Regions from separate parts of the Homo sapiens genome. Here region 2 is linked to region 1. A link is a loop called in an ENCODE intact Hi-C map of the cell type or tissue named here. Cell type or tissue: mammary epithelial cell. All regions are shown on one strand. Links, peaks and the distances in the headings refer to the core of each region. The heading gives the core; the rest is flanking DNA. Region 1 has its middle 91 kb from the start of GAS1. Region 2 has its middle 28 kb from the start of GAS1.

What was found. Hi-C counts contacts between places; a loop is a spot of excess contacts. Peaks named below come from ENCODE experiments on the same cell type or tissue, not always from the same donor. Only the 100,000 strongest peaks of a DNase experiment are listed, where the experiment ranks them.
Region 2: a loop joins it to region 1, with 5 times the contacts of the local background. A loop is called at or near these places in 2 of 110 quality-filtered maps.

Annotation. Positions count from the first base shown.
Region 1 is chr9:86,848,283-86,864,708 of GRCh38, reverse strand. No RefSeq gene overlaps it. Among named protein-coding and RNA genes, the nearest start is that of GAS1, 91 kb to the left of the region's middle. In mammary epithelial cell, for the core only: no CTCF peak of the experiment used is centred there; DNase peaks (open chromatin) are centred at 5,458 and 9,378.
Region 2 is chr9:86,910,909-86,927,334 of GRCh38, reverse strand. No RefSeq gene overlaps it. Among named protein-coding and RNA genes, the nearest start is that of GAS1, 28 kb to the left of the region's middle. In mammary epithelial cell, for the core only: no CTCF peak of the experiment used is centred there; a DNase peak (open chromatin) is centred at 8,564.

The sequences.
Region 1 (16,426 bases), core at 4,851-12,850:
TGCGGTGGGAGGATCACCTGAGCCCAGGAGGCAGAGGTTGCAGTGAGCCATGACTGCACCATTGCACTCCAGCCTGCACTCCAGCCTACAGTGAGACTCCATCTAAAAAAGAAGTTAAAAAAATCAGAGAGGTTTAGTATACAATGAACAATCAAATGTATGACTAAAATTCATAAGCAATGATAAGTGCTAACATACTGTCATTTGGGCTTTGGGTTAATTTCCATGAAAGAAATAAGGATACTGTATTAGAGCTTAAGTCCTTTTTTATTCTTTTGGTTTTATACTCTAATTCCCCTTCCTTCTTTCCTCCCTCCCTGATGGAGACAATCACTGTCGTGACTTTGGTGTTATTCTTTCAGTCCTTGTTGCTACACGTATATGTGCTGCCTGACAGCAGCATTGCTTTGCGTTTTTAAAATGTATATAAATTGCATCATTCTGTATGTAAAATTCTGTTATTTGCTTTTTTATTTAGCAGTATGTTTTGAGAATTGTCTATGTTAATTTTTATGGAACTAATTCATTCATTTTGTTGGCCGTGCAGTATTCCATCAGATTAATGAGAGTTTGACTTTTTAACAAATTTTACTGTCACATAGCATGCCTCACTCAACATTTATGTATATGTCTCCTTGTGCACAGATGCAAGGGTTTCCTTAAGGATTACACCTAGAAGTAGAATTACTAGATGGATGTAGGATATTGGGTAGACACCAGATATTCCAGATACTGAGGAACTGTGTTCCAAAGTGATTGGACATATTTATAGTCCCTTTAGGAGTGTGAGGCTTCTCCTTTACCTGATGCTTGCCAGCATCTGATATTGTACATCAATTTTATTGTTACCAAATTATATTTTTTTCACATTGTCATATGAAAACTATATTATTTCTCGGATTACCAGTAAGGTAAAATGATTTTTCATACATTTATTGGTCATTTGGTTCTTCTATTTTGTGAATTCCCTGTTTCTATCCTTTGCTGAATTGTCTATCAGATTTTTCACATTTCTCCTTGTTAATTTGTATCAGCTATTTACACATTCTGGATTCTGAGATTATATACACACACACACACAACATATGCACAAAGACACATATATGCACATATATGTATTTAAAATTCTACTAAGCACAAAAAAGAAGACCTAAATTAATGGGGAAAAAATCAAGTCCTTGGAGAAGAAAATAACATTCTAAGGATGTGAATCATCCTCAAATTAATCTATTAATTTAAGAAAATTCTAATAAAAATTCAAGCAACATTTTTTTTGTAGCATGGAACACAGAATCCACATATTAGAGTAAAAAGAAAATCAAGAACAACTAAGACAACCTTTAAAAACCGAGAAAGGACAGGAAGCATGTTCTATAAGGAGACAAGAATTATTGTAAATTATATGTTAATTACATATAACTGTAATTAACATAAGTGCAATATATGCGCATATATTAATAGATTATATATACACATACACAATATACACACAATATATAAGTATATATATCAGTTTATATCTGATCTATACAGAGTCATCCCTCGATATTGAGGGAGATTTGTTCTAGGACTCCTCATTGCTACCAAAATCCGAGGATGCTCAAGTCTCTGATATAAAATGGTGTATGTAGTATTTGCATATAATTTATGCACATGCTCCAATATATTTTAAATTATCTGTATATTACTTATAATACCTAATTCAATGTAAATGCTATGTTAATACTGGTTATACTGTATTGTTTAGGGAATAATGACAAGAAAAATAAGTCTGTACAAGGTCAGTACAGACACAATTATTTTTTCAAATATTTTTAATTTATGCTTGGTTGAATCCATGCATGCAGAGCCCATGGATATGAAGGGCCGGCTGTACTAATATACGTGTATTCAGTAAGGTGTGCAACTACAAACTTACAGAAAAAGTTAATAGCATTAATTTATATACATAGTAATCAACCAGCTAGAAGATATAATTGAGGCCTCAGGCTAGGTAACATAAACATAAATACTCAGAAATAAGTTTATTGAGAAATACTGATAAATTTAAAAATTCTACTAAGCACATAAAAGAAGACCTAGATTAATGGGGAAAAAAAATCATGTTCTTGGGAAAAAAATAACATTCTAAAGATGCAAATTATCCTCAAATTAATCTATTAATTTAATAAAATTCTAATGAAAATTCAAGCAACATTTATTTTGTAGCATGGGACACAGAATCCACATATTAGAGTAAAAATAAAATCAAGAGCAACTAAGACAACCTTCAAAAACTGAGAAAGGAGGCAGGACACCGTGGCTCATGCCTGTAATCCCAGCACTTTGGGAGTCCAAGGTGGGTGAATCACCTGAGGTCAGGAGTAGAGACCAGCCTGGCCAACATGGCGAAACCTCATTTCTACTAAAAATACAAAAATTAGCTGGGCATGGTGGCGCATGCCTCTAATCCCAGCTACTCGAGAGGCTGAGGCAGGAGAATCGCTTGAACCCAGGAGGTGGAGGTTGTAGTGAGCCTAGATCACGCCACTGCACTCCAGCCTGGACAACAGAGCAAGACTTAGTCTCAAAAAAAAAAAAAAAAAAAGAAAGGAGAGGAAGCATGTCCTCTAAGGAGACAAGAATTATTGTAAATTACAGTAATGATATCTATGTGCATTGGTAAAAAAGACACACAAGGAGACATTGGTCCTCAGTGTATCTCCACAAATTTTTATTATAAAAACATTCCTATATTCTATACTGCTACTTATTTAGCCATTAAATAATTCATTCTGTAATTTTAAAATAAAATTTTAAAAAGCAATTTTAGGTCCACAGCAACATTGAGTGAAAGGTACAGAGAGTTTCCATATCCTCCCACCCTACAAATTCTCAGCCTCCCCTATTATCCACATCCCCCACCAGAGTGCTGCATTTGATACAATTCATGAGCCTACGCTGACACATCATTATCATTCTTTAATTTTTAATAAATAATTCTACTTTAAAGGGAGAAAGAAGCATCACAGTCTGGCTGATATCTTAAAGTTTCTAAGACACAGGAAGAGCCACTGCTCTCTTGAACCAATTAAAACACCATCTTCTACTGGTTGACTCAAGAAATACAGGAGGAATTAACTAGCTTCTCTAGGGCTATTTCCTTACATGTGACAGCCAGTTATACATGAAGATATTACACTCAAAGAATCATATGAGAATATAATGGGATTTTTTTTCAAATACTATCCTCATAGTATCTATACTACAAACTAGGTGTCACCATCTCCATTGAACAGATAAGCAAGCAGAGGCTCAACAAAGTAAGATACTTTCCCCAGAACACAAAGAGAAAGGGCAGAATCAGAACTCCCAGTCAGGTCTAGAAAACTCCAATCCTGCACCCGCCATCTTGCTTGATGCCCACTGACAACTCCACTTACACTGACCCTGTGCTCACTTGGAGAATTGCAGCCATTGATGACTTGGAGTTCTGTAAGACTGGGATTCAAGAACTATAGAACACAATTCCTAGAACTTAGAGTGGGTTGCCTGTGGCCACATGCTTTGGGGTGTCCAAGCCTCCTGGGCTGCACCATTTCAATGTGTCCTTGGAGCATGTTAGTGGCACTTCATTTTGCTTCTGCTTAGCTTCAAGGATTTTATGTGCTTATGTCAAGCATTAGTTGCATGTTCCTGCAGTTTAAACCAGTATAGTGTCATGACAAGAGTAAACCATTAATGCAATGGTAGTACAAATCAGTAGCCTGAAAAAACAGTAGGGAGGTAGTGATCAAGGTATCTTCTACACCATTTTTTTTCATTCACTTGGTCCCTGGAACTCCAGTTTCTTTTCCACTCCTTGATCATGGGAAGCTCTTTCCTGCCCCCCACCCCCCGCCCCGTCAACAAGGTCTTTATATTTACTGTTCCTTCTGCCTTAAAACTGACCTACCAATTTGTGAATGGCTGCCTATTGTTCTTTAGGCCTTGAGTCAAATAGCAGCATCTCGGAAAAGCCTGCTATAATCACCCTTGGTCACAAGGCTCTAGTTACTCTCTATCATATCCCCTGGTTGTTTCTTTTCTACCAGTTATCTCAATCTGAAATCATCTTATTGATTCATTGTCTTGAAGCTAATACCTCTTGCTCTCTGTTAAATACCCAGCACCTAGACTAGAGCCTAGAAAATGATGGTAGCTCAGTAAAAATGTGTTAAATAAGTCATTGAGGGAGCAATCTTTACTAGAGATAGAGAAATGATCAGAAAACCTTTTCCAGCTACATTTCCAAGAAAGAGATTTAGCGATGAAAATGGGTGGTCTGACATACTTTTATTCAGTTCCAAAGCCCTGGTCAGTAAATACTGGCTTCAGAGGCCAAAGAAACCTGAGACTTGACTGGCTCTGGGATTGCACTGCAGCTCAGAAAACCCCCACATGCAAGCAGAACAGGGGTTATTCGGATCCCCCTCTCTCTGCTCCTTTGGCATGCATTCTGGGCCCTGTAAAGTTTGCCATTTACTGGGTTTTGTCAGATCAACACAAAGTAAATATTTTCAGTTCCTGAATGCTGGTGAGAGCATGGGAGGGATCAAGTGACGATGCCTGGGAATAAACTCGATCTCCGTGCAACAGCAGGCTCAGTTCCATGCTCTCTGCGGAGCCAGGCCGATTAGTGGCACATGGCTAGGGCTAAGATCTGGTATAAAATGCAGTCATTTATCCTCAAGATCATTAGTTTATTCATGTCAATTAACACTGTTCATGGGCTCCAGTTTCTGATCAATCTTTTGGAAATCTATCAAAATATTTGAAAAAATTATTCGAGTGGTAAATTGAACATTATAGGTCAACTTCTGATATCCAAGTGAAAGACACAGAAGACTTAAAGAAAAACATATCTACCATGAGAAGTTTGTTCTTAGCACAACCACGAGGATCAAGTTTGAAAAATGCTCTCCATTGGGACTAAATATCCATAAGAACTACAGTTCATCAAAATCATCTAGCTCCAGCAGCCCTGTGACATGCAGGAAGAAGCTTATGCAGCTCTATGAAAGAAATCAACACCAGTAACAAATCAAGTGTCACTGCATGCTCCATGGCTTATAAATACCCCTAACCATACAGAGATGCTGGTGGATCACACAGCATGAGAACAGAAAGGTGGTGGGGAAAGACACGTAGCAAGTCAGGAAGAGGAGTTAAAACAGCTCTGCCAAATGATCATAACAGAAAAGAAAATGTTGGTTGCCCTGAGCTCCAGTGTGTGAAAATCACACTTCTCCATAGATTAAAAAGTACCTATAAAAATTACCAAAAGCTGTGACTATTTATCCCTGCAACAGAACAAGATTCTGGCATCTGTTTGAACCCAGGAAGAGTAATATGCCCTGAAGCTCAGAGTCCGATCGCTGTTCTCGTGCAGAGTGGGTGGTAGCTAAGCCCTCCAAGATGCTCTGTTCTTCTTGGCCAACAGGAGAGAATATTAGGGCTTGCCCAAACAGGCCCCAACAAGGCACTTTTATTTAGTTTCTAGCATGATTAATCTAATTTGTTTAAGTTCTGGGAAACTGGCTATACTACAAGGTAGCTTTCTGGAAACTTATGAAAACTTACATCCAAAAATTCTTGTGCAAATTAGACATTAATGGGCCAATTGTACATGTTTCAAATCAGCAAGCTGCTCCATAGGTGAAATTGATCTATTTAGAAAAGGTTTAGAATTTAGAAAAAATTAGGTTTCAGGAAAATAGTGTATCTTCTTTTAAACCTTTCTTTCCCAAGCTCACTTTTAAGGGATCATTGGGATTCCCCACTAAGAAAGTTACTGTGTCTATCATCAGAAAGGTGGTATCAGATGGCACCCCCTTCTGCTGATGTGTTAGGATTTTGAAGGATTTGCTAATCTTAGAGAAGCCTCTCTCTTAGACTGCTTTCTGTGCTGGGAGTGCAGGTAGTGGGAGAGTCCCAGAGGTGGGGCATGGCTCTGGAGTGGAAGCACCCAGTCCTGCAGAAGCAAATGATGGAAAGGGAACACAGCTCACAGCATAGAAAATAGTTTCCTAGATGAATTAAATCATTTCCCTAAAGAAACCTGGCCCAAGATCTAATGAGAAAGCCAGTTAGAAAAGCTCCATCTTCTGATTTGTGGTCCACAGCCATCTCAATTCTGTAGTGTAGGCAGTCTGTTTGGATAGTCCCAGTGGGTTCAATTCTAGAAGCCACCAGATTGAAACTGGTCCAACCAGCTAGTTTTAGGACATAAGTTTTCCAACCCAGGACTTCATATTCCATCCTTACCCTCCAAAATCCAGAAACCATTTTTAAAAATACTTATTTCTATCTTCTAAAAGTAGATTGTAAACCCAAACCATGCCTCTAAAAGGATCCACAGACCAAAGCCTTCTCTACTTACCCTAGCCCTCTTAGCTGTAGGTAGAAATGATGTAGGCTTTTCAGATGCTTAAAAACATGTCCCACTTGGGAGGAGATGGCTCCAGATAAGATCTTTTGGCAGGTGCCTATTAGGCTCAATTCCATGGCTTTCCTCCAAGATGATTTTATTTTTAAACAGAATCAAATTTTATGCTGTAGCCTTGCTAGGAATATAGTATATGAAACTGTTCTTTTCTCAAAACAGCTTTCTTTTATTTCATAAAGAACACGTTTAACCTTTCTTTCTTGTCTATGAAATAAAATGGAATTCTCTTTACAGTGGAGCTTTGTTTTAAAGTAAGAAAGATCTTACCACCTCTATCCATGCTATGGGCAGAAGAGATTGTTTAAAAATCCTTGACAATATTAAATGTGGGATGTAGTGCTCATTAAAATTATACCTTATCTTTGTTCAGATGCATAGCCCAAGAGACACAAATGTTATAAACAAACCATTATAGTAGCTTGTATTTGAAAGAACTGGTATTAAATGTAGTCATTTATCCTCAAGATCATTAGTTTATTCATGTAAATTAACACTGTTCATGGGCTCCAGTTTCTGATCAATCTTTTGGAAATCTATCAAAATATTTGAAAAAATTATTTGAGTGGTAAATTGAATATTATAGGTCAACTTCTGATATCCGAGTGAAAGACACAGAAGCTTTAAAATAAAGGAAAACATATCTACCATGAAAAGTTTATTCTTAGCACAACCATGAGGATCAAGTTTCAAGAATGCTCTCCATTGGGACTATATGTCCATAAGAACTACAGTTCATCAAAATCATCTAGCTCTCTGTGGCCCTCAGGTGGTATCTGGTCATTCTGGCCATAGACTAGCTACAGAACTAGCTTTCAAAAAGCAGTTCATCTCAACCAGCTTCAAGATTAAATCAGAAGATCAGATCAGATCCAATTTACCTGTAAAATCTCCATTCCAGCATTTAACAATGCACTATAGTTGCTCAGTCTGTCTGTCAACTTGTCAACATAAGTTTATTTAGCTAAGAAAACAGGTGAGTTTTAATCTCTTCTATAAGGGCCATGACAATAGTAATCTCCGTGTTGTGTTCCCATGCACGCAAACTCTAGAGTTTTAATTTGCTTTCCTTCAGTAGAATGTAAACTTCACTGAGGGCAAGAATCTCTGCCTTGTTTGCTTGTTTGTTTGTTTGTTTTTCCCCACTGTTCTTTTCTCAGAACCTAGATCAGAGCCTGACATGCCGTAAGCACTCAATACGTATCTGGTGAATGAATGAATGAATGGATACTCAGGCGTGGGGTTTCTGCTTTGTATGGTTGGCTGGGGGATTCCACTCCCACTATTGGGACACCCTGCTTGGTTACAATGCAAGGTGTGCCTCTCTTTGGCTACCTTATTTTTTACTTTGGAGATTTGTTTCTAAAAGGTGGGCATGGGTGCTTCCTTTCCTCTAGTCATAAACAATAGAAGTAGACCAATGTTATGAACCTTGCTTTCAAGGAAAGAGAAAATGTTGTCAGCTGCTCTTGAACTTCCCAGGGATACTTACATTAGATAGTATAGCCATGCAGCCAATATATCTTTCTTCATATGATTTAGAAAAATATTCCCAGCAGGTATTCTCTGTGGCTGGAGAGTTCACAGATTTTTTTTTTTTTAATTTCCTCTGCTCAATACCCAGGACAGAAGAAAGCAAGGGTAAAATGCCACAAGATTGATTTTACTGGGTCTGTCTTGATTTGACCAGGACAGATGAAATCTTGCACTCTCCACCTCCCGCTACAAGGAAAAGTACGACATGAATGGGCTTCCCAAGCCAATGCTGGCCTCTACTGGTGTGGAGGCAGAGAAAATCAGAAGGCCACTGGAAAATGGCCCTTCATTCCAACCAAGATGGCAGCCTGGGGCAGAAACATACACTCACCTGAGAGTGCTTTGGTTTCTTAACATTTCAGGAACTAACATAAACTAACATCCACCTTCTATTATCTCCTATTAGAGATATGTACACACTCAGGTAGAGAGCCAGAATCGATCTGCTGCAGTTTTTCTACAAAATTACCAAAAGCGATGGGAACAGAGCAATGACCAGTTGACTTTAGATCTCACTGCCTTAGTATAGAGCCCGGCATATTGACAGATGCTGGCCAATGTTTGTTGAATGCTAGAGTGACCGAGAAGTCCTGGTTTGCCTGGAACTTTCTCAATTTTAGTAGCAAAATTTTTATGTCTCAGGAAAATCTTCTGTCCAGGTCAAACTGGGATAGTTGGTCACTCTATTCAGAATGCCACGGTGATGCATGGATTTACAGAATTCTGAGTTAAGTTCAGGTTACCGCTTGCAAATCAGTGCAGTGTACCAAAATGCCTGGCATAAATTTGTTTGTAAAAAAAACAAAGAAACAAAAATTGTTCTATTAAAACATCAACATATTTTTTGAACTGTGTGAAAAATGTTTTGTTTCTTTTTTCAAATACCTGTCAGAATAATCAGTTAGCATAAAAGACTAAAAGATGGTGAATAGAAAAGAACAACATCAAATAAGAAGCATGACAAATGATTCTGGTTACAGAAGCAAACATATTGTTTTCATTTCCCCAAACTGTTACCTGTCAAGTAACTTATTGCAGACACAATAGGGTCAGGGCTGTAGGCTGGATATTTTGATATGAAAAGATAATTTTTTAAAAAAATGCTAGGAAAGAAAGACCATTAAATATTTCCTTACTCTTCCTTTCAAAAACAAAAATAAATGTGTCAAAAGAAATATCCCATCATTGTTTTAAATACATTTTGCATGTTTAGAATTTCCTCCAATAAAATGCCACAGAGAATGCACATTTTACAGCCCTAAACATATTTAATATACTGTTTTTACAACAGCTGTTGCTTTCACAGAACTTTAACCCTGCTGTGTAAATGCATCACCAGGAAAATACCCAGGTTGTCATGGAGACAACCTCAGCACAGAGCCCTTTGCTCCGTTGAACTGGTGTCAGCTTTCAGCCTCCCTGCATTCCAGTCTGGCATCAACCCCAGGCTACAGCTCAGACTTCATTAGAGGTCCTGATGAAGGACAGCGAAGGAATCCAGGGCAATTACTAGAACTGTAAGACCTCTTTCCATCAACACACCTGATGGGAGAACTAAAAATTAATTCCAGAGGGAGTGATGGTATTAATCAAGATTTTCTGGCATCTTCCTCCAAGAACGCTAGATAGACCCAGTTGTCTTTTCCTAGCCAATTTTAGGCCCATCCATTGTCTTAGCAGGAAGAGATAATATTACAGTTGACATTTGGAAGATTATTTAAAGTATCACGTGGCAAATGTTACAAGTGTAAGGCCAAATTTTCAGTGTTGCTAAGTTCGTGAAATTTCTATCACTACTTGAAGAAAAGAACCATAGTTGCATTGAATCCTTCCTGCTGGTAATTCATGATAACATTTTCTAAAAAACACTGAATATTTGACTTTAAACAAAACTGAGTTCAAAGGGGTGGCACAAAAAATGGTGGATAAAGTAAAATGATGATCACACAGTTCTTGTAAAGTATCGCAGAAAAGACAAAATGAATTTTTTTAGCCTAGCTGACTGCTTTAGAAAGCAAATTAAAACAAAGTTTTCTAAAGCAACTTGGTTTTATGGTCTCATAGGTACAAGTGAGTTATGATTCTGTTTTTGTTGTTGTTTTTTTTTTTTTTTTAGAAGGACTGTCGCTCTGTCGCCCAGGCTGGAGTGCAGTGGCAGGATCTCGGCTCACTGCAAGCTCGGCCTCCCGGGTTCGTGCCATTCTCCTGCCTCAGCCTCCCGTGTAGCTGGGACTACAGGCGCCCACCACCACGCCCAGCTAATTTTTTGTATTTTTAGTAGAGACAGGGTTTCACTGTGTTAGCCAGGGTGGTCTCGATCTCCTGACCTTGTGATCCGCCTTCCTCGGCCTCCCAAAGTGCTGGGATTACAGGCATGAGCCATCGCACCCGGCTGAGTTATGTTTCTTTTACCCCTGAAAAGTTCTTAAATTTGGTCACAGGAAGATTCAAAAATTGATTTATTTTATAAAACCTTTATATATATATGATTTATCCAAACAAAGCACCTCCTTGGTCATAAAGGGAACTTACCAGAATTGTTATCAGTGAACTAACCAGAAATCAAAGACACAAAATGAACTCAGTACTCTAATCATCCAATGGCCTTATGTGGTGGCAAGGCTAACAGTAAATGGACAGAGAGTAGGCATTTGCAAAGCTAAGTTTATGTTGAGTTGACCTTAGACATCTGAACAAATCAGGCTTGTATTTAGACCAAAGACGTGTGCATAAATAAACCTGAAATGTATGGCAATTGTCATGTTTAATAAACTGATTAAAAGGGAAGGAAAAGATAAAATTTATTGTAATTTGCTCTCTTACTGTTCGCTTCCTATTATTTATTCATTCAACAATGATTTACCGAGCACATATTTTGTGCCATTGCCTGTACTTGATGTATAATGATACATCTATTAATAAGTATGATATTGCTCACATGAAACTTAGGTTTTTCTGAGCTGTTGTTCACTGGGCATGTATATTTTTTCTCATATTGTGATATTTTCACCTCTGTATTTCCATATTTACCAATTCCTTGACAGCAGAGGTTTGCAACTAAAATAAGTTGTGTTTTAAATAAGTGTTCTCTTTTAAATGAAATTGCCACCAGAAAGAATTTTACAGGGCATGCAAGAAATATAACTTTTCCCATTTTTAGTCCATTTTCTGACCAGTAGATTTATGTCCCATCCTGATCACTCCCTTTTTCCATCAGATTTGGCCCAGAAGGTCAGCATTAGATAGACTTATTAACAAAAATCAATGTCAAAGAACAAAGGGATGCCCCAATTAAGGCTGTTTTAAATAGTGAGACATAGGTGCTATTCCAAACAAGACATTTTAAAAATCAATGGCAGTGTAATAATTTTGAAATATTAAGCAATGTGTTTCTTGTCCTCTTTGAATACCTCACTTGTGGCTCTGTGGTCATTACTTTTGGAGAGACATGTGACAGAGCTAAAGCATATAAAAATTAGATGACATGGTTGATGTATACCATGGAATACTATGCAGTCCTAAAAAGAAGGAAGTCATGTCCTTTACAGCAACATGGATGCAGCTGGAGGTCATTATCTTCAGCAAATTAATGCAGAAACAGAAAAACAAACACCGCATATTCTCACTTATAAGTGGGAGCTAAACACTGGGTGCATATGGACACAAAAATGGCAACAGTAGACACTAGGGACTATAAGGGAGGGAGGTAGGGAAGGAGGCCAGGGTTAAAGACCACCTATTGGGTTCTGTGCACACTACCTGGGTGACGGGATCAATTGTACCATAAACCTCTGCACCACACACTGTATTCCTTTAATAATCCTGCAAATGTGCCCCTTGAAGCTAAAATAAAAGTTGAAATACAAAATAACCAGCTAGCATCATAATGACAGGATCAAATTCACACATAACAATATTAACCTTAAATGTAAACCGGCTAAATGCCCCAATTAAAAGGCACAGACTGGCAAACTGGATAGAGTCAAGACCCATCAGTGTGCTGTATTCAGTAGACCCATCTCACATGCAAAGGCACACATAGGTTCAAAACAAACAAATGGAGGACAATTTACCAAGCAAATGGAAACCAAAAAAAAAAAAAAAAGAAAGAAAGAAAGAAAGAAAAGAAAAAAAAAGCAGGGATTGCAATTCTAGTCTCTGGTAAAGCAGACTTTAAACCAACAAAGATCAAAAAAGACCAAGAAGGGCATTACATAATGGTAAAGGGATCAATGCAATAAGAAGAGTTAATGATCCTAAATATATATGCACTCAATACAGGAGCACCCTGATTCATAAAGTAAGTTCTTAGAGACCTACAAAGAGACTTAGACTCCCACACAATAATAGTGGGAGAATTTAACACCCCATTGTCAATATTAGACAGATCAATGACACAGAAAATTAACAAAGATATTCAGGACTTAAACTCAGCTCTGGACCAGGTGGACCTAATGGACATCTACAGAACTCTCCACCCCATATCAACAGAATATACATTCTTCTCAGCACCACATAGCACTTATTGACCACATAATTGGAAGTAAAACACTCTTCAGCAAATGCAAAAGAATGGAAATCATAACAAACACTCTCTCAGACCCCAGTGCAATCAAATTAGAACTCAGGATTAAGAAACTCACTCAAAACCGCACAACTACATGGAAACTGAACAACCTGCTCCTGAATGACTACTGGGTAAATAACAAAATTAAGGCAGAAACAAATAAGTTACTTGAAACCAACGAGAACAAAGACACAACATACCAGAATCTCTGGGACATAGCTAAAGCAGTGTGTAGAGGGAAATTTATAGCACTAAATGCCCACAAGAGAAAGCAGGAAAGATCTAAAATTGACACCCTAACATCACAATTAAAAGAACTAGAGAAGCAAGAGCAAGCAAATTCAAAAGTTAGCAGAAGACAAGAAATAACTAAGATCAGAGCAGAATTGAAAGAGATAGAGACACGAAAAACCCTTTAAAAAATCAATGAATCCAGGAGCTGGTTTTTTGAAAAGATTAACAAAATAGATAGACTCCTAGCAAGACTAATAAAGAAGAAAAGAGAGAAGAATCAAATAGACACAATAAAAAATGATAAAGGGGATATCACCACTGATCCCACAGAAATACACACTACCATTAGAGAATACTATAAACACCTCTATGCAAGTGAACTAGAAAATCCAGAAGAAATGGAAAATTCCTGGATACAGACACCCTCCCAAGACTAAACCAGGAAAAAGTCCAATCCCTGAACAGACCAATAACAAGTTCTGAAATTCAGGCAGTAATTAATAGTCTACCAACCAAAAAAAGCCCAGGACCAGTTGGATTCACAGCCAAATTCTACCAGAGCTATGAAGAGGAGCTGGAATCATTCCTTCTGAAACTATTCCAAATAATAGAAAAAGAGGGACTCCTCCCTAACTCATTTTATGAGGCCAGCATCATTCCAATACCAAAACCTGGCAGAGATACAACAGAAAAAGAAAATTTCAGGCCAATATCCATGATGAACTTCGATGAGAAAATCCTCAATAAAATACTGGCAAACCAAATCCAGCAGCAAATCAAAAAGCTTATCCACCACGATCAAGTCGGCTTCATCCCTGGGATGCAAAGTTGGTTCAACATATGCAAATCAACAAATGTAACCCATCACATAAACAGAACCAATGACAAAAAACACATGAATATCTCAATAGATGCAGAAAAGGCCTTTGATAAAATTCAACACCCTTCATGCTAAAAACACTCAATAAACTAGGTATTAATGGAACGTATCTCCAAATAATAAGAGCTATTTATGAAAAATCCACAGCCAATATCATCCTGAATGGCCAAAGCTGGAAGCATTCCCTTTGAAAATGGGCGCAAGACAAAGATGCCCTCTCTCACCACTCCTATTCAACAGAGTATTGGAAGTTCTGGCCAAGACAATCAGGAAAAAGAAAGAAATAAAGTGTATTCAGATAGGAAGAGAGGAAGTCAAATTTTCTGTGTTTGCAGATGACATTATTATATATTTAGAAAACCTCATCATCTCAGCCCCAAAACTCCTTAAGCTGATAAACAACTTCAGCAAAGTCTCAGGATACAAAATCAATGTACAAAAATCATATGCATTCTTATATACGAATAATAGACAAACAGAGACCCAAATCATGAGTGGACTCCCATTCACAATTGCTACAAAGAGAATAAAATACCTAGGAATCCAACTTATAAGGGATGAGAAGGAACTCTTCAAGGAGAACTACAAACCACTGCTCAAGGAAATAAGAAAGGACACAAACAAATGGAAAACCATTCCATGCACGTGGATAGAAAGAATCAATATTGTGAAAATGACCATACTGCCCAAAGTAATTTATAGATTCAATGCTATTCCCATCAAGCTACCATTGACTTTCTGCACAGAATTAGAAAAAACTACTTTAAATTTCATATGGAACCAAAAAAGAGCCTGTATAGCCAAGACAATCCTAAGCAAAAGAACAAAGCTGGAGGCATCACGCTACCTGACTTCAAACTATACTACAAGTCTACAGTAACCAAAACAGCATGGTACTGGTACCAAAACAGATATATAGATCAATGTAACAGAACAGAGTCCTCAGCAATAACACCACACATCTACAACCATCTGATCTTTGACAAACCTGACAAAAAAACAAGCAATGAGGAAAGGATTTCCTATTTAATAAATGGTGTTGGGAAAACTGGCTAGCCATATGCAGAAAACTGAAACTGGACCCCTTCCTTATACCTTATACAAAAATTAACTCAAGATGGATCAAAGACTTAAATGTAAGACCTTGAATCATAAAAGTCCTAGAAGAAAACCTAGGCAACACCATGGCAAAACCTAGGCATGGGCAAAGACTTCATAACTAAAACACCAAAAGCAATGGCAACAAAAGCCAAAATTGACAAATGGGATTGAATTAAACTAAAGAGCTTCTGCACAGCAAAAGAAACTATCAGAGTGAACAGGCAACCTACAGAATGGGAGAAAATTTTTGCAATCTATCCATCTGACAAAGGGCTAATATCCAGAATCTACAAGGAACTTAAACAAATTTACAAGAAAAAAACAACCCCATCAAAAAGTGGGTGAAGGATATGAACAGACACTTCTCAAAATAAGACATTTATGTGGCCAACAAACATATGAAAAAAATCTCATCATCACTGGTCATTAGAAAAACGCAAATCAAAATCACAATGAGATAGCATCTCACACCAGTTAGAATGGTGATCGTTAAAAGTCAGTAAACAACAGATGCTGGAAAGGATGTGGAGAAATAGGAATGCTTTTACACTTTGGTGGGTGCGTAAATTAGTTCAACCATTGTGGAAGACAGTGTGGTGATTCCTCAAAGACCTAGAACCAGAAATAACATTTGACCCAGCAATCCCATTGCTGTGTATATACCCAAAGGATTTCAAATCATTCTGCTGTAAAGACACATGCACACATATGTGTATTGCAGCACTATTCATAATAGCAAAGACTTGGAACCAACCCAAACGGCCATCAATGATAGACTGGATTAAGAAAAGGTGGCACACATATACATGGAATACTATGCAGCCAGTTCATGTCCTTTGGAGGGACATGGATGAACCTGGAAACCATCATTCTCAGCAAACTAACACAGGAACAGAAAACCAAACACTGCATGTTCTCCCTCATAAGTGGGAGTTGAACAATGAGAACACATGGACACAGGGAGGGGAACATCTCACACCAGGGCCTGTCGGTGGTGAGGGGCTAAGGGAGGGTTAGCATTAGGAGAAATACCTAATGTAGATGACAGGTTGATGGGTGCAGCAAACCACCATGGCATGTGTATACCTATGTAACAAACATGCATGTTCTGTACATATATCCCAGAACTCAAAGTATAATTTTAAAAAAGTTGAAATTAAAAAAATAAAAAGCAGAGAAAAATGTTGTTTTCCTGGTATTGGCTTCCAAAATTCTGATCCCTTAGGGAGACATAGAGGGCTCCTGCAAAGAGAACACATTTGGGGATCACATGACTTTGAGTAGAGCTTCTAAGATTCCCCCAGGCTTAAGGTGGGGGAGGGATCATGGACTGAGATGAAGGGGAAGGAGAGGAGGGTAGAGAGGTGGGAGGGGCTGGAGGACAGCAAGCTGGACTTAGTAGAGACTGAGTGGAGGAACGAGGACTGTCTCAACCAAAGGCCACCATGAGAGGCATGATTAAGTGTCCAGGCACTGGGTAGGACTAAGAGACCAAGTAATCAGAGTATTACCCAGTGACAACTTAGCAGGAGTAGCACGTATATGAGTCTTCCAATTTTCTTTTTCCCTGTCTCACATGCTTGGGAATGGGCTTAGTTATGTTGCCATAACCAGCAGCCCAAATTTTCACTGGAGGTTGATGTCT
Region 2 (16,426 bases), core at 4,134-12,133, 63 kb before region 1:
TCCCTTTTAGGGAAAAAATAGACTGTGTAGGAAGAACCTTGATAAGTCATTGGATAGCAGCATGGAGGGAGGCTCCAGAATAGAAAGGTTGAATGGAGAACACAATAAGATAATTCAAGTGCTTTTTGTAAGTAAACAATAATTTGTGGTGGAGAAATCAGAAGAGAGAAGAGAAGGGCATGAGAGAGGAGAGTAATATAGGACATAGCAACATGGCCAGACACAGAAGACTGGGGTGACTTACAGACAATGGGGACTATCTAATCTTCTCTTTAAATTATCTGCTGCATAAAATTTACATGTGTATCCTTTGCTATTATCTATGAACTCTAATAAAAATATACCACCCATCACTACCCCTTACTGAATGTTCCTGATTTTTGTAACTGACTGAAGAATGCGGTTCCTTAGACAAAGAGTTTTGTCTCACTGTGGGCTGGTGCTGGAGTGGACATAAAGAGGTCCACAATGCAGAGGGAAAATAAGAGTACAAGAAAAGCAGAATGGCTGGGCCTGGTGGCTCATGCTTATAATCCCAGCACTTTGGGAGGCAAAGATGGGAGAATTGCTTGAGTCCAGGAGTTCAATATCAACCTGCACAACACAGCGAGGCCCTGTCTCTACAAAAATAAATAAATAAATAAATAAATAATTAGCTGGATGTGGTGGTGTGCGCCTGTAGTCCCAGCTACTTGGGAGGCTGAGGTGGGAGGATGGCTTGAGCTTGGGAGGTTGAGGCTACAGTGAGCTGTAATTGCACTACTGCACCCCAGCCTGGGTGACAGAAAGAGGCCCTGTTCCCAAAAGAAAAAAAAGAAAAGCAGAAAATTAGATTCAGAGGGGACTAGAAAAAAAATGATACTCTGAGAATTCATCAGATGCTTGGGGAAAGGACGAGACTCCATAGAATTCCAGGAATGAAAGTTCAAACTGCTCTTACTTATATCTTCATGTGCAGGAACATGGGGCAGATGGTCAGTGAACAGTAGTGGTTACTAAGGTTGCGAAATTGAGATGATGATCTTCGCCCTTCCTTCAGCAGAGGGTAAAATGTGCACCTCATGAGTGCATACAATGAAGTTCATTCTGTGCACCAGAAAGGCCCAATCAAATGTGAGGTGCTATTATGATTAGTGGACCCACAAATTATGTGACCCTAGTGTAGGATTAGAGTCATCTCAAAGGTATTGGGTCCTGAGAACATCTCTTCTTCAGCTTCTGATACAAACATTTTCCACTGGGAATGGGTGACAAAGGCAGCTTTCATTAGTGATAAAGTTCCAAGAGTCTGTATGTGTTAGTCCTATATTTAGCCTTATTTACTGAGTCTCATTTTAAATATTCATTTCTAACTTAAGGTTATACAAAACATCCCAGAGCCAAGCCAAATCTTCTGGAATAGATTCTTTTTTGCCAAGTAAATGCATTCCAGACATGCCATCTGACTTTAATTTGTTTGTAATGTTTCTCCCAGGAAGCAAACATGCTTGGTCTTAAGTGAGGCTTTAGCCCTTTCAAGCTATTCATTCAACCAATATTCACTAAGTGTCTCATGTGTGCCAGGAACTATGCTGCATGCTATAGAGACAATGTCATAATTATCATTGTCGTCATCATCACCACTGGTCAGCCACAAATAGCAGAGTCAAGGTGTGGTGAGGGGAGAGGCATGCTTCAGTCACCCCCACAGTTGTATCAATCCCCCCACAACCATCCAAATATTGATATGAGCTACATGAGAATGATGGCAGCCTGGCTAAGTCAACACTTAGAAACAAGAAAAGGGCCAGGTGTGGTGGCTCACACCTGTAATCTCAGCACTTTGGAAGGCTAGAGCAGGAGAATTACTTGAGGCCAGGAGTTCTAGAACAGCCTGGGTAACACAGTGAGACCTCTGGCTCTACAAAAAATAAGAATAAAAATGTTAGCTGGGCTTGGTGCTGAGTGTCTGTAGTCCGAGTTACTCAGGAGACTGAGGCAGGAGGATTGCTTCAGCCTAGAAGTTAAAGGCTACAGTGAGCTCTGATCACACCATTGCACTCCAGTCTGGGTGACAGAGCAAGACCCTGTCTCCAAGAAAACTAAACATATTTTTAAAATAAAAAAAAGAAACAGGAAAAGTTTCCCAGTCTCCCCTGTCAACCATATTGATGGTGCCCCTAAGCTCCTGGATATAGAAATTTTGGGATGTCATTGGCAGCAGCAATTTCTCCAGCTTCCTCTTTTAGTTCCTCTGCTTCAGCCTCTGTTTTTCCTTCCATTGTCTCCACTTCCCCACAATGCCTGTCATCCAGCAGCTCAGGCTGTGACTGTAGGGGACAGTCCATGCTACACTTGATGTGGCTGCCATTGCTGGGACATGTCTATGCAACCAAGCTGCAGTGGGGGACTTGTTGCCTTTGGCCTAACATGACCCGCACCAAACTCGAGCGTCCCTAGTGCCTATTGTTGAGGATGCAAGATGTTATGGTTGAATTATGCTCCTCCCCAAATTCACAGATTGAAGTCCTAACCTCTAGTACCTCTGAATATGAACTTATTTAGAAACAGGGTCATTGCGGATGTAACTTACTTATGTTAAAATAAAATCATGCTGGAGTGGACCAATATGACTGGTGACCTTGCTTTGAAAAGGGGGAACTTTGCACACAAACACATGCACACAGGAAGAACACATGTGACGATGAAGGCAGAGATTAGGGTGATGCCAAGCCGAGGAATGCCAAAGATGGCCAGCAAACTTTCAGAAGCTGGTGGAGAGGCATGAAACAGATGCCTCCTCCCAGCCCTCAGAAGGAACCAACTCTGTCTACACCTTGAACGTGGAGTTCTAACCTCCAGGACTGAGTCAATTTCTGTTGTTTAAGCACTCAGTTTGTGGTGCTTCGTTAACAGCCGCCCCAGCCAACTAATACAGGGGATTTCAAAAGAAGTTGGATTTGGAGTGGTGACAGCATTGTGGTTACATTTTTGACTTCCTTTATTGAGAATCCTACTGTTGGTGGACTCTATTGTTAGGCTTTGCTTTTAAGAAAGCTCATTCCCCCTAAAGCAAGTATCTTATCATATAATAATACCATATTATATACGACAACTCCTTCCCTCCCTGCCTCGCTCCCTCCCTCCCTCCCTTCCTTCCTTTCTTCCTTCCTTCCTTCTTTTTCAGACAGAGTTTCACTCTTGTTGCCCAGGCTGGAGTGCAATGGTGCAATCTCGGCTCACTGCAACCTCTGCCTCCTGGGTTCAAGAGATTTTCCTGCCTCAGCCTCCTGGGTAGCTAGGATTACAGGCATATGCCACCACGCCTGGCTAATTTTGTATTTTATTAAAGACGGGGTTTCTCTATGTTGGTCAGGCTGGTCTCAAACTCCCCATCTCAGGTGATCCACCCGCCTGGGCCTCCCAAAGTGTTGGGATTACAGGCATGAGCCACAGCACCCAGCCGGCAACAGCTTCTTTTAAGGCCACATTCATTACAACAGGGGTCAAAACTTTAATCCAATATTTCCCACACTTTAGTATACATAAAAGTTATCTGGGGAGCTTGTTCAAAATGCAGATTTCTAGGCTCCACTCTTCTTCCTACTGAATCAGAATCTCTGAGGGCCAAGCCTTGAGAATCTGTTTTTGTCAAGCACCCTAGGAGAGTCTATTGATCACACTTTGAGGGACGCTGACAAGAGCTGAAGGAATTATGAGATTTCATGCAAAGTCTGTTTGATGAAGTGGAGGCATCTTTTGGTGTATGTCTTAGTTTGTTTTTTGCTGCTATAAAAGGATACCACAGACTAGATAATTTATTTCAACAAAGAATTTTATCTCTTACAGTTCTGGGAAGTCCAAGATCAAGAGGCCACATCAGGTGAGGGCCTTTGTGTTTCATCATCTCATTGTGGAAGGCAGAAGGGCAAAAAAGCATGAGAGAGAGAGAGAGAGAGAAAGAGAAGGAGACCAAATATTCTTTTATCAGAATCCCACTCCTGTATAAGTAGCTTACTCCCTCAATAATGGCATTAATTTGTCCATGAGAGCAGAACCCCCGTGACCTAATCACCTCTTGAGGTCCCACCTCTCAACGCTTGCACTGGGGATTAAGTTTCCAACACATAAACTTTAGGGACACATTCAAACCACAGCAGTGTAGTTCTATGGAGAGTCCTGAAATCCCACTACAGAAGCAGTAATCTTTCTAGCTAACATCTAAGAGAATATCCCCAAAGTACTCATTATGCATCTTAGTTAAAATGATCTTATTAGAGAACTCCACAAAAACCACACAATTATAGTTTAATGAAGTAGAAAATTACTTCTAATTGGGTTTTTTTCCCCAAGTAAAGGCAAGAGTCAGGGAGAGTCAGCAGTTGTTGTTTTTTTTCATTTATTCAGTGAATGTTCAGCACCCTTTTAGGCACTGGAGAAAAAAAGCAGTGATTGAACACATCCCTGCCTTCGCTGAGCCTCCAGCCTAGAAGGGAAAGCAAACGAGAAACCAAGGGCAGATGAGAACGCTAAATGCTCTTGCCACTCACTCCCTTAACACCGTTACATCTCAGTTTTCCCTGTGTAGAAAATGGGTGTGCAGTGAGATTAAAACATACACCTAAAATGTGCATATATATGTATGAAACTCTGACATATTTTTAGAGAACAAAAAGATGACACAATGATTAACTTAAATGTCAGATTAGAGATTTAAAGTACTGCTCTAAAAAAGTAAACGGTGCTACTGCTCTGTGTGACTTACTCATTCCTTCATACACATTTTGCCTGTGCTCCTGGCTAGAGGAAGAACATATCTGAAGGTTGGATGGTGTTAACTCCTCCCTTTAAGAGGCAACACCCAGGACAGAGATGTGTTTCTGATTTGCTCCGTTATCCTAACGTTTCTACAAGGACTCCAGAGAGATTAAGTTTCAAGAGAAGATTTAATCATAGGTGTTCAAACTACATGGAAAGGTGCTAGTAAAAGAGTTAACATTCCAAATCACATTAAAAAGCAAAGAAAATCAGAATTGGAATTCTCGTTCATAACAATGACTAAATATTAGTTTGCTATGTTATTCAATACAGTTCAGGAGACAGTCAAATAGCATGTAGAGGGTAAAACAGGCTGTATTTAAAATTGAAGGCTAATTCAATTTTGATAGATGATGCCAAAATAATTCCCCCAGTGAGTACTACGTTAAAACTTAACATGATTTTAGTTGTGTAAATTGTTTTGCCAATGTTTACATACATTTTCTTTTAATATCCATAAGTGCATCTTTCTCAAATCCCAATGCTAGATTTGAAAATAGAACTTTTTAGGAAAAGCAGCAATCATCTACTACCATTCATCCACTCCAAACAGGAAGAGACAAACTATATAATTTAGCAGCAAAAGCTTGTTTTTCTTCTAAGTTCCTAGTCTCGCATTTCAGGGTTTTGTGTGGCGTTTTAGAAAGAACGTCAAAGACACGGTTCCTAAACCCACGGGCACCATAAGAGGATACAACATGCCTATTAATAATTGTATTACTCTTCTATTATTGCTAAGAAGAATGATGGGCTGGAAGCGTTGGCCCCCAAGCCAAATTTATCCTGAAATGTTTTCAATTAACTCTTGGCACCAGCAGGAAAGCATCAAACCTTTCCCAGGCTGAAATATGGAAAATCTGCAGGGAACATCTCAGCAGGAGAGGAATTTCATTAAAATGAGCACATCATAATCCAATGACTTCTGCTCCCCCTTTAAGCCTCCCTATTGATAAGGAGTCCTGGGCGATTTTTATGGATTTGCGAAGAGAAATTATTTCATAAGATCTTTTCAGAGAGGTTGCTTTGGCCTGGTCCTTTGAATTATTATCTGCTTGGTGATTAAAAAATGGTCAGACATTTGGCTTAATTGTGACTGCTCCTAAGAGGCTGGATAAGAGGGAGTCGAGGCGAGATGAAGTTTCATCCTCAGACAGCTGCTTTCTGCAGTCACTGAGGAGCTGCCACCTGGCCCGTTTTCCCAGGTCTCCATAAAGTGACACACTGTTACAACCCGTGTTTCCAACGTCCTGCTTGGAGAGGGGAGTAGCAGCCTTCTAAAGGAATGAGATAAGCAAGCGCACCATCCAACAGCTTTCCTGGGGCAAATCCATCTCAGAAAAAATTAAACTGCCCTCCTGGGTAGGGTGGTGGGGGCGGGGGGTCGGGTAGCTGGAAGCCACTGGGGGAAGTGGTGCCGGGAAATAAAGAAATTTATCAGCTGGGCTCAGCGCCTCACACCTGTAATCCCAGCACTTTGGGAGGCTGAGGTCAGCGGATCACGAGGTCAGGAGATCAAGACTATCCTGGCCAACATGGTGAAAACTTATCTCTACTAAAATACAATAATAATAAAATAATAATAATAATAATAATAAGCTGAGCATGGTGGCGCATGCCTGTAGTCCCAGCTACTCCAGAGGCTGGGGAAGGAGAACCACTTGAACCCAGGAGGCAGAGGTTGCTGTGAGCTGAGATCGCGCCATTGCACTCCAGCCTGGTGACAGAGCGAGACTCCATCTCAAAAAAAAAAAAAAAAAAAAAATTAACTGTGGATTTTGAAAAAATGTATGCCTCTGTCCTCAACCTCTTACCCTAACTCTCCTGCATTCTATTGTTAAACGTGTCATGAGAAATAAAAGAGAGCCTTGGTCTGCCCACCTATGTAAATCATAATCATGGTAATACTATCCAGTCAGAAAGTATCTGTGCTGTGAATGTTAAGAGACACTACATATAAAATGCTGAGGAAGTGTTAGTTGTTATAATATTTTTAAAACATCAAAATACTTGACCAGAACAACTCAAAACCAAGTGAAGTCATCAAAAACAAGGAAAGCCTGGGAAGCTATCAGCCAAGAGGAGCCCACAGAGACAGGACAAGTAAATACAGCCTGGATGAGATCCTGCAACGGGAAAAATAAAAATCAGAAACAGGTAAAAACCAGGCATGGTGGCTCATACCTGTAATCCCAGCACTTTGGGAGGGCAAGGTGGGCGGATTATGAGGTCAGGAGATCGAGACCATCCTGGCTAACACAGTGAAACTCCATCTCCACTGAAAATACAAAAAATTAGCCGTGCGTGGTGGCGGGCGCCTGTAGTCCCAGCTACTCAGAAGGCTGAGGCAGGAGAATCGCTTGAACCTGGGAGGTGGAGGTTGCAGTGAGCCAAGATCACGCCACTGCACTCCAGCCTGGGAGACAGAGTGAGACTCCATCTCAAAACAACAACAGCAACAACAACAACAACAACAACAACAAAACTCAAGAAGTCTAAAAAAACTATGGATTTTAGTTAATAACAGTATATCCATATTAGTTCGTTAATTATAACAAATGTAACATACAAATATAATGTGGGCCTGGTGCAGTGGCTCACACCTGTAATCCCAACACTTTGGGAGGACAAAGCAGGAGAATTGCCTGAGACTAGGAGTTCGAGACCAGCCTGGGCAACATAATGAGACCCCCCATCTCTACCAAAGAAAAAAAAAGTTAACCGGACACGGTGATGCACCTGTAGTCCCAGCTACTCAGCTACTCAGGAGGCTGTGGTGGGAGAATCTCTTGGGCCCAGGAGACCCAGGCTACAGTGAACTGTGATGACGTTCCAGCCTGGGTAACAGAGTGAACTTGTCTCAAAAAAAAAAAAAAAAAAAAGAACATGTTAATAGTAGTGAACACTGAGTGAGGGCATATCTGGGAACTCTTTCTACTATTTTCTCAATTTTCCTGTAAATGTAAAACTATTCCCAAAAAATGAAGTTTATTAAAAACAAACAAAAAAGTAAATCATTACTTGAAATTATAAGGTGATCTATTATGGACAGTATTTCATTCTAATAAAAGCAAGATCACATATGCATTTTAAACTAGATGACTAAAGAACATTTGCCTCGGCCAGGCACAGTGGCTCACACCTGTAATCCCAGCACTTTGGGAGGCTGAGGCAGCCGGATCACGAGGTAAGGAGTTTGAGAACAGCCTGACCAACATAGTGAAACTCCGTCTCTACCAAAAATACAAAAAAAAAAAAAATTAGCCAGGCTTGGTAGTGTGCGCCTGTAATCCCAGCTACTCAGGAGGCTGCGATAGGAGAATCGCTTGAACCTGGGAGGCAGAGGTTGCAGTGAGCCGAGATCACGCCACTGCACTCCAGCCTGAGGGACAGAGCAAGACTCTGTTTCAAAAAAAAAAAAAAAAATTTGCCTTTTACTGCTCTTCCCTCTTACTGCCCCCCACCCATATACACAACATGCTCCAGCTACAACTGAGATGCTGGTCATTGACTGTGGCTCACATGTAGTGAGGGTGTAGTACATTTGTCACTCAAGGTTACCTACATATGTATCTTACCTCTCAAGCTGTGTCAGCTGCCGCCTTCCAGGGTCAGCCCCAGGTCTGCTATGTCTGTGTCCCTCTTTATGTCCAGTGACCTACAGGACACACCTTCTCAACTTCATCACCTGGACTTTGAAACAAAACAGAAACCTCTGAGCTTTCTTTTCCCATAGCACACACCTTTCCCAACTTCCTTAGTTGATCATCATGACTGATACTAAAACCACAGGCTGCTCTGGGCAGGCAAATAAGGAATGCTTAGACTCTCTTCCCTCTCCTTCCACGTGCCCTGTTACCAAAGCCCTGTGCTGATGCTGCATTTGCCTCTTCCATCCATTTCTTTAGTTGTTACCCTATTCCAGCCTCTCAAATCTAGGTTATTTCAACTTCATCCATTTTTATCTTTTTGCAAACCCCGATATCTGATTGGAAAATCTTTTCCAAACATCATTTTCACTATGCTGCTTGTACATTTAATAAGAAAATATATGGCCTGTTTTTTTGTTTTGTTTTGTTTTTTGTTTTTGGGGTTTTTTTTTCTCTGAAGCAGTGGTTCTCAAACTTGCATCCAAATGGGAGAACTTACTAAAATGCAGATTGCTGAGGCCCAGCCCCAGGGTCCCCAGTTCAATAGGTCTGGAGCAGAGGCCTGAGGACCACATTTGGAGAATCATGGCTCTGAAGTACCAACTCCAAACCCTTCTGTCTAGATTTTAGTATTTCTCTCTCTCTCTTTCTCCCAACACTCTACATTACTCTCAAGTACCTGCCATGGCTCCAGGTCCTCAGTCATATTAATATTTGTTCACTCCTTGTTTGTCCCTCCTCTGCTTCGTTTCCTTCCAGTTTTCCTTTCCCCACTGTTCCTTATTTTTCACCCTTGCACACCAATTTGAGACTTTTCTCTTGCAGTCTATTTCCCAAATCAATTTATCCCACCCTTAGGAGTTAGAGAGTAACCTCCCCTCAAACCACACAGTCAACCAACCATCCAAACAACAAGCTCACCATGAGCCACAGACAAGCATAGGCAAGACGATTCATGTGGTTCTGTCCTCTTCACCAGGACAACTGCTTCCAGACCCACTGAACCAGAGTCTCCAGAGGTGGGGCCCAAGAGGCTGGATTTCTCAAAGCCCCCAGGCTTGCAGGTGGTGTTTGAGAACTACTGGTCTATACTCATGCCCTTTACTTTCCCAACATCCAACCATTTCTTAACACCTTGAAATTGGCTTTGGCCCCACCAGTCCATTGAAATAGTTTTCTTGAAGGTTATCACTGATTTTTCTAATAAATTAATCCAATAGTTTTGCCTATTGATGATCACATGTCCTTCTTAATTACTTTCTCCACCTAGGCTTTCCTGGCACCACATTTTTCTGCTTCTTTTAGGAATCTATTCTAATTCCTTTCAATCTTCCCACCCTGTAATGCAAGCATTGTTCAAGACCCTATTTTTGGCCATTTTCTTTTCACTCTATATATTCTTCTTTCTGGAAATCTCACCTACTTGCACTCTCTCTCTCTCTCTCTCTCTCTCTCTCTTTCAATTCCCAACTCCTTACAGATGATTTCCAAGTTTTTTCTCCAGCTCAGCCTCTCTTTCGATGGCTCTTCTCCATTTCTATCCATGTGTTGTATGTGTCCAACTATGGGTCATCATTCCTGGAACCTTCCTCATTGCCTTAACATGCAAAACTTTTCTTCTTCCTATGTTTTTTATTTGTATTAAGGCCGCCATCACTCTTGAGGAAACCTAGTCACCTCATGCTTAATCCATGGCATCAATCACCTTTGACTCCCTGGTCTGCTCCACATCATACATCTAAAGTGTATGAATCTCAGCTGGGCACAGTGGCTCACTCCTGTAATCCCAACATTTTGGGAGGCTGGGGCGGGAAAATCTCTTGAGCCCAGGAGTTCAAGACCAGCCTGGGCAACAGTGAGACCTTGTCTCTATTTTTTTACATAAATAAATGAATAAATACATATAAATAGTAATAAACAAAGTGTATGAATCTCATGGATGCTGACCTTTTCATTGTCTGAGACACACTCCCCCATTCATTCATGTTGCTATGATTCCAGCTTGGAATTGGAGCTGGTACTGCCTCACTAGTGTCTTGGACTCAGACTCATGCTTGCCCAATCTTTGCCACAAACTATATTCAGATATACATATCATGTTGCTGCTTATTTATAACTCTACCTCATTTTAGCCTGAGGATTTATGGTAATATTGATAAATATATTCAATAAAAGATAAAATATAAAGTATAAAAGTCAGAATCATGGAAAAATAAATATCAGAGTGGAAGATCAGAAACTAGCAGAAACTGATTGCAGATTATAAAGGCCATAATATTTAGCCAGGTAAAAACAAATGGCAGATTTGCACTGAGCATCCTGGGAGACAAATGGAAAAAGAAAACAATTAGATGATTCTATTCCCTATAAAGAGTAAACTTAAGAGTTTCTCAGAAGCAAAAAAGAAAATAAATTTTCCAAGTGAAGGTTCTTTAAAGGGAGTCACTAGATTACTTTTTCTAAAGCATAGCTCCAATTATAATATTTTTCTGATTAAAACTTTTAAAAGTATCCTCCTATGAGCTGAAAGAACTAATTCTAAATTTCATAGATTGTGGTTTGAGTTTTGGGGATGATTAAATACCATGTTATCTTTCAGTCTTCTCTCTCATCACTTTCTCTTGTGGTCCCTGCATTCCAGGCAAGCAGAATTACCTCCAGTACATGGGCCCTGCCTTTGACTTCCCAGAGTCCACATCCAAGCCCAGGTATCAGGAACACTTCTCCCCAGTGCCTGTTCCATAAAGACCAGCTGAACTGCCATCTCCTGGGATCTCTTCTTAGTTCTCTCTTCTAGTTTTCTCCCTATCTGATCCTCTGTGGCTTTGTCTGTAATCCTTTGGTTGACATTTATGTCATTCAGCCTCCTGCCTCTCCTAGTGGATCTTCAGCTCTTCCAAAGCACAGGCTGAGACTGTGGGTTCCTCCACAGCACAGGCCATTTTGCTGAAGTCCCACGGGCTAAACACTGAGGCTCAGACCTGAAATGTGAGGAACCGCATGGGATTCTTGATGGAACTGTTCAATATGAAAATGTAAATTTCTCCGAAGACAATTAAAAAAAAGTTTTTATTCATTTCATTATGTTTGAATTCCAAACAACATGGAGAAATGCTAAACTGGCTTCTGTTAGTTTATTCTGCTAGTTAGAGTCAAGAGCCATCGTTCTAGATGTAGTCTTAGGGCCCCTCAAGCTACAACGGTCTCACCTCTCAGGAGCTCACCTCCATGCTCAAGAAGTAGTTTTTAAAGAATGAATTGTCTCTCAAGATTTTGTCAAAAATCTTATGTGCAAAATCACATGAGACATTTCAGACATTTTCTATAGCTAGTCAAACAGAGGGGTTTTTTTTAAAAAAACAGAAAAAAAAACTGTGTTTGACTAGTTCTTTCTTATAATCCTCACCATCATTTATAGCAATGTGGTCAAATGGAATAATTCCAGATATTTAAAAAATACATTCCTCCTTTTGTCTTTACTCAAAATGTCTACAGCTGATAAATAAAGGGTATTTATTAATCACCATTTTAAACGGCCCAGTGTAATTTGTTTCATAATCTCCAGTGATGGCAATTTGAGGCAGTAACTTTCTCAGTCCCTCGAAAATGTATAATTTCTGCATTCTAGCTGGAAAATACATTTTTTTCTTTGTATTATTTCTGCATTCTAGCCGGAAAATACTTTTTTTTCTTTGTATCATTTCTGCCTTCCAGCTGGAAAATGCATTTTTCTTTTCTTTTCCTTTCCTTTTCGTCCCCTCCTTCTTTCTCTTTTTACTTCTTTCTTTCTTCCCTCCTTCCATCCTCTCCCCATCACCTTCCTTCCTCTTTCCATTCTCCCTTTCTTTTTTTTGTAGTATTCAGAGTTTGGGCAGTGCATTCTCAGAATTTACTTCAATCTCTTAGTACACTAAACTTTTTTTAAAAAGCTTCCTTATGTGTTTAATTAAATTATTTTATTCTCATAATGCTCTATGAAGGCAGCAATACTATGATGCCCTTTTACAGAAGAAACTACACAGAGAAAGGTGAAGTCACTTGTTCTAGGTCACACAGCTAGTCAGTGCTATAGATGAATTTAAACATAGGCTGCCTGGCCCTAGAGTCTATGTTCTTAACCTTGACACTCTCTACAGACTAAGCTACACTTAAATGTAACTCCTGGTTTCCTGCCCTGTCCATCTCTGAACACTGATTTCACTCTAATTACCTAGTTCGATCCTCACAGCAACTCTGTGAGGCCCAAAGAATGGGTATTACCATCGGCCCATTTTGCAGATGAGAAAACTGAGGCTGAGAGAAGGAAAGAGATTTAACTAAGATCCAATTTAGATTGGTGGTTGAGCTGACTCAAGCTGGAGAAACCTCCTTTTGGCTGGTATTTCTCCTAATAGATATTTTTTCCAGTAAACATATTATTTCACATATACATGAAATACACATGTATAATCAGAGTTATTGAGACATAACTCATACTATGAATTCACTCATTGAAAGTGTAGAATTCAGTGACTTTTTAGTATATTTACAGACATGTACAATCATTTCCACCATCTCATTTTAGAACATTTTCATCAACCCAGAAGGAAGCCCAGTTCCCATTAGCAGTCACTCCCCATTTACCCCAACATTTTCTCTCCCTCCAGCCCTAAGGAATCACTATACTTTTCATCTCTGTGGATTTGCCTATCCTGGACATTTTATATGAATGGAATCATATCATATTTGGTCTTTTGTAGCTGGCTTCTTTCACTTAGCGTAATGACTTCAAGGTTCATCCATGTCATAGTGTATATCAGTCCTTCATTCCTTTTTATTGCCAAATACTCTCCCATTGTACACACACATCCCATTTTGTCTATCCATTCATCAATTGATGGGCACTTGTATTGTTTCCACTTTTTGGTTATTATGAATAAAGTTGCTATGAACATATGTCTATGAGTTTTTGTGTAAACACATATTTTCATCTCTTGGGTGAGAAGTAAAGTGGAAATGCTGGGTTAACTCAGTAACTCTATCCCTAACTTTTTTTTAGAAACTGCCAAATTGTTTTCCAAAGCAGCTGTACCCTTAAAATTCCTACCAAAGATCTGGGATGGTTGCACTCCCTCTACATGCTTATTGTCACTTGGCATGATCTGTCTTTTTTTATTTCAACCATCCTGGTACCTATGAAGTAGTATCTCATGTGGTTCTGATTTAATTTACCTGTAACTAGTAATATTGTACATATTTTCTTGTGTGTATTGACAGTTTATATACCTTCTTTGGAGAAATGTCTATTCAAATCCTCTGGCCTATTTAAATTTGTATTACTTGTCTTTATTTCTTAGTTTGGGTTCTTTATACACCCTGGATCCCAACCCTCGTACCCAGATTTGCAAATATTTTCTCTCATTCTGTGGGTTATCTTTTCAATTCTCGATGCTCTCACTTATAGCACAATAGTTTTTAATTTTAATTAAATCCAGTTTACCTATTTTTTGTTTTGTTGTTTGTGCTTGTGGTGTCCTATCTAAGAAACCACTCCCTAACCCAAGTTTATGAAGATTTACTTTGGAGTTTTCTTCCAAGAGTTTTATAGTTTTCACAATTACATTTGGGTATATGGTATTTGGCCCATTTTCATTTCATTTTTGTGTAAGTTATGAAGTAGGCAACCAACTTCAATCTTTTCTCTAAGATTTCCAATAGTCTCAGTACCATTTGTTGAAAATATTATTATTTTCACCATTGAATTCCCTTGGAACTCTTGTAGAAAATCAACTAAACATAAATGTAAGAGTTTATTTCTGAACTCTCATTTCTACTCCATTAATCTAGATGTTTATTGTTATGTCTTGATTACTGCAAGTTTCCAAACTTTCTTCCTTTTCAGGATTATTTTGACTCTTCTGGATCCCTTGCATTTTCATAAGAATTTTAAAATCAGCTTGTCGATTTCTACAAAATGTCAATTGGCATTTTGATTGAGATTGCATTGAATAGGTAGAACAATTTGGGCAGTATTCCCATCTTAACAACATTAAGTCTTCTGATCCAAAGCATGAGATGTCTTTTCATTTGTTTAGATCTAATTTAATTTCCTTCAACAAAACTTGTAGGTTTTGATGTATGAGTTATTTCATTAAATCTATTACTAAGTATTTTTGGATGCTATTCTAAATGGAATTGTTTTTTAAATTTTATTTTTATTTTTGAGTTGTTTGTTGTTAGTGAAGAGAAATATGATTGATTCTTTGCATTAATCTTGCATCTTGCAACATCAGTGAACTTGTTCATTACTTCTAAAATCCATAGAGACTCAAGTCTCTTATATGAAATGACATAGTACAATTTGCCCTTCACATCTGCAGGTTCCGCATCCATGGATTCAACCCAACTCAGATGGAAAATGTGTACAGTCAGCCCACCATATCCACAGGTTTCCACCCATAGTTGGTTGAATCCGCAGATGCAAAAACCTGTGGAGGGCCACAGAGGGCCACTTCCTCTTTTTGTTGATTCTTTGGGATTCTCTATATTCAAGATTATAATATCTGTCAGTAGAGTAGTTTTACTTCTTCCGATCTGGATGACTTTCATTTCTTTTTCTTGCTTAACTGCCTTGGCTAGAACCTCCAATACAATGTTGATTTGAAATGACAAGAACAGACATGTTTTTCTTGCTCCTGATCTTAGAGGGAAAAACACTCAGACTATAAATGTTAACTGTGATACCAGCTCTGAATTTTTCATAGGTAGCCTCCCTCGGGTTAAGAAAGTTTCCTTCTATTTCAAGTTTGTTGAGTGTATTTTTCTTCATATTATGAAAGGTTGCTGGATTTAGTCAAATGCTTTTTCTGCATCTAGGCAGATATGGTTTTTGTTTTTTTATTCTATCAATATAATTGATTTTCAGATGTCAAACAAACCTTGTGTTCCTTAATAAATCCTTCTTGGCCATGATGCATAATTGTTTTTATATATTGTTGGATTCAGCTTGCTAGCATTTTTTTTGAAGATTTTGACTCTTATATTCATAAGGGATATTGGCCTTTAGTTTTCTTGAGATATCTTTGTCTGCTTTTGATATCAGGTTAATACTGGCCTCATAAGAGGAGTTGCTTTCAAGATTACCTGTTTTTGACTTTTGGCAGTTTGATTATGATGTGTTTAGGTGTGAATTTGTTTGTGTTTATCCTACTTGAAGCTTTTTTTTTTTTTTTGACAGAGTCTTGCTCTGTCGCCCAGGCTGGAGTACAGTGGTGCAATCTCGGCTCACTGCAAGCTCCGCCTCCCAGGTTCACATCATTCTCCTGCCTCAGCCTCCCCAGTAGCTGGGACTACAGGCACCCACCACCATGCCTGGCTAATTTTTTTGTATTTTTAGTAGAGACGGGATTTCACCGTGTTAGCCAGGATGGTCTCTATCTCCTGACCTTGTGATCTGTCCGCCTCAGCCTCCCAAAGTGCTGGGATTACAGGCTTGAGCCACCGCGCCCGGCCCCTACTTGGCGCTTTTGAGCTTATTTCAAATTAATCTTTTTAATCAAATTTTTAAAGTTTTTGGCCATTATTTCTTTAGATATTCTATTTGCCCCCCGCCCCTCTCTCTCACTAGAATTCCCATTATGCAGATGTTGGGATGTCGGATAGTGCGTTAGGAATTTCTGAGACTCTGTTCATTTTTATTCATTTTTTCTCTCTATTCATTAGACCAGATCATCTCAATTAACCTGTCTTCAAGTTCTCTAATCTTTATCCTTTCAGTTTATATTTTCTGTTGAGTCCCTTTTGCACATTTTCCATTTCTGTAATTTTATCTGTTTTTTTAAAAAATAATTTCTATTTCTTTATTGGTATTCTCTATTTTGTGAAGCACTGTTTCTATATATTCCTCTTCCTCTTTAGTCATGGCTTCCTTTAGTCCTTTGAACATATTTATAATAGCTGATTTGAAGTCTTTGTTTTGTAAGGCAAATATCTGGATCCTTTCT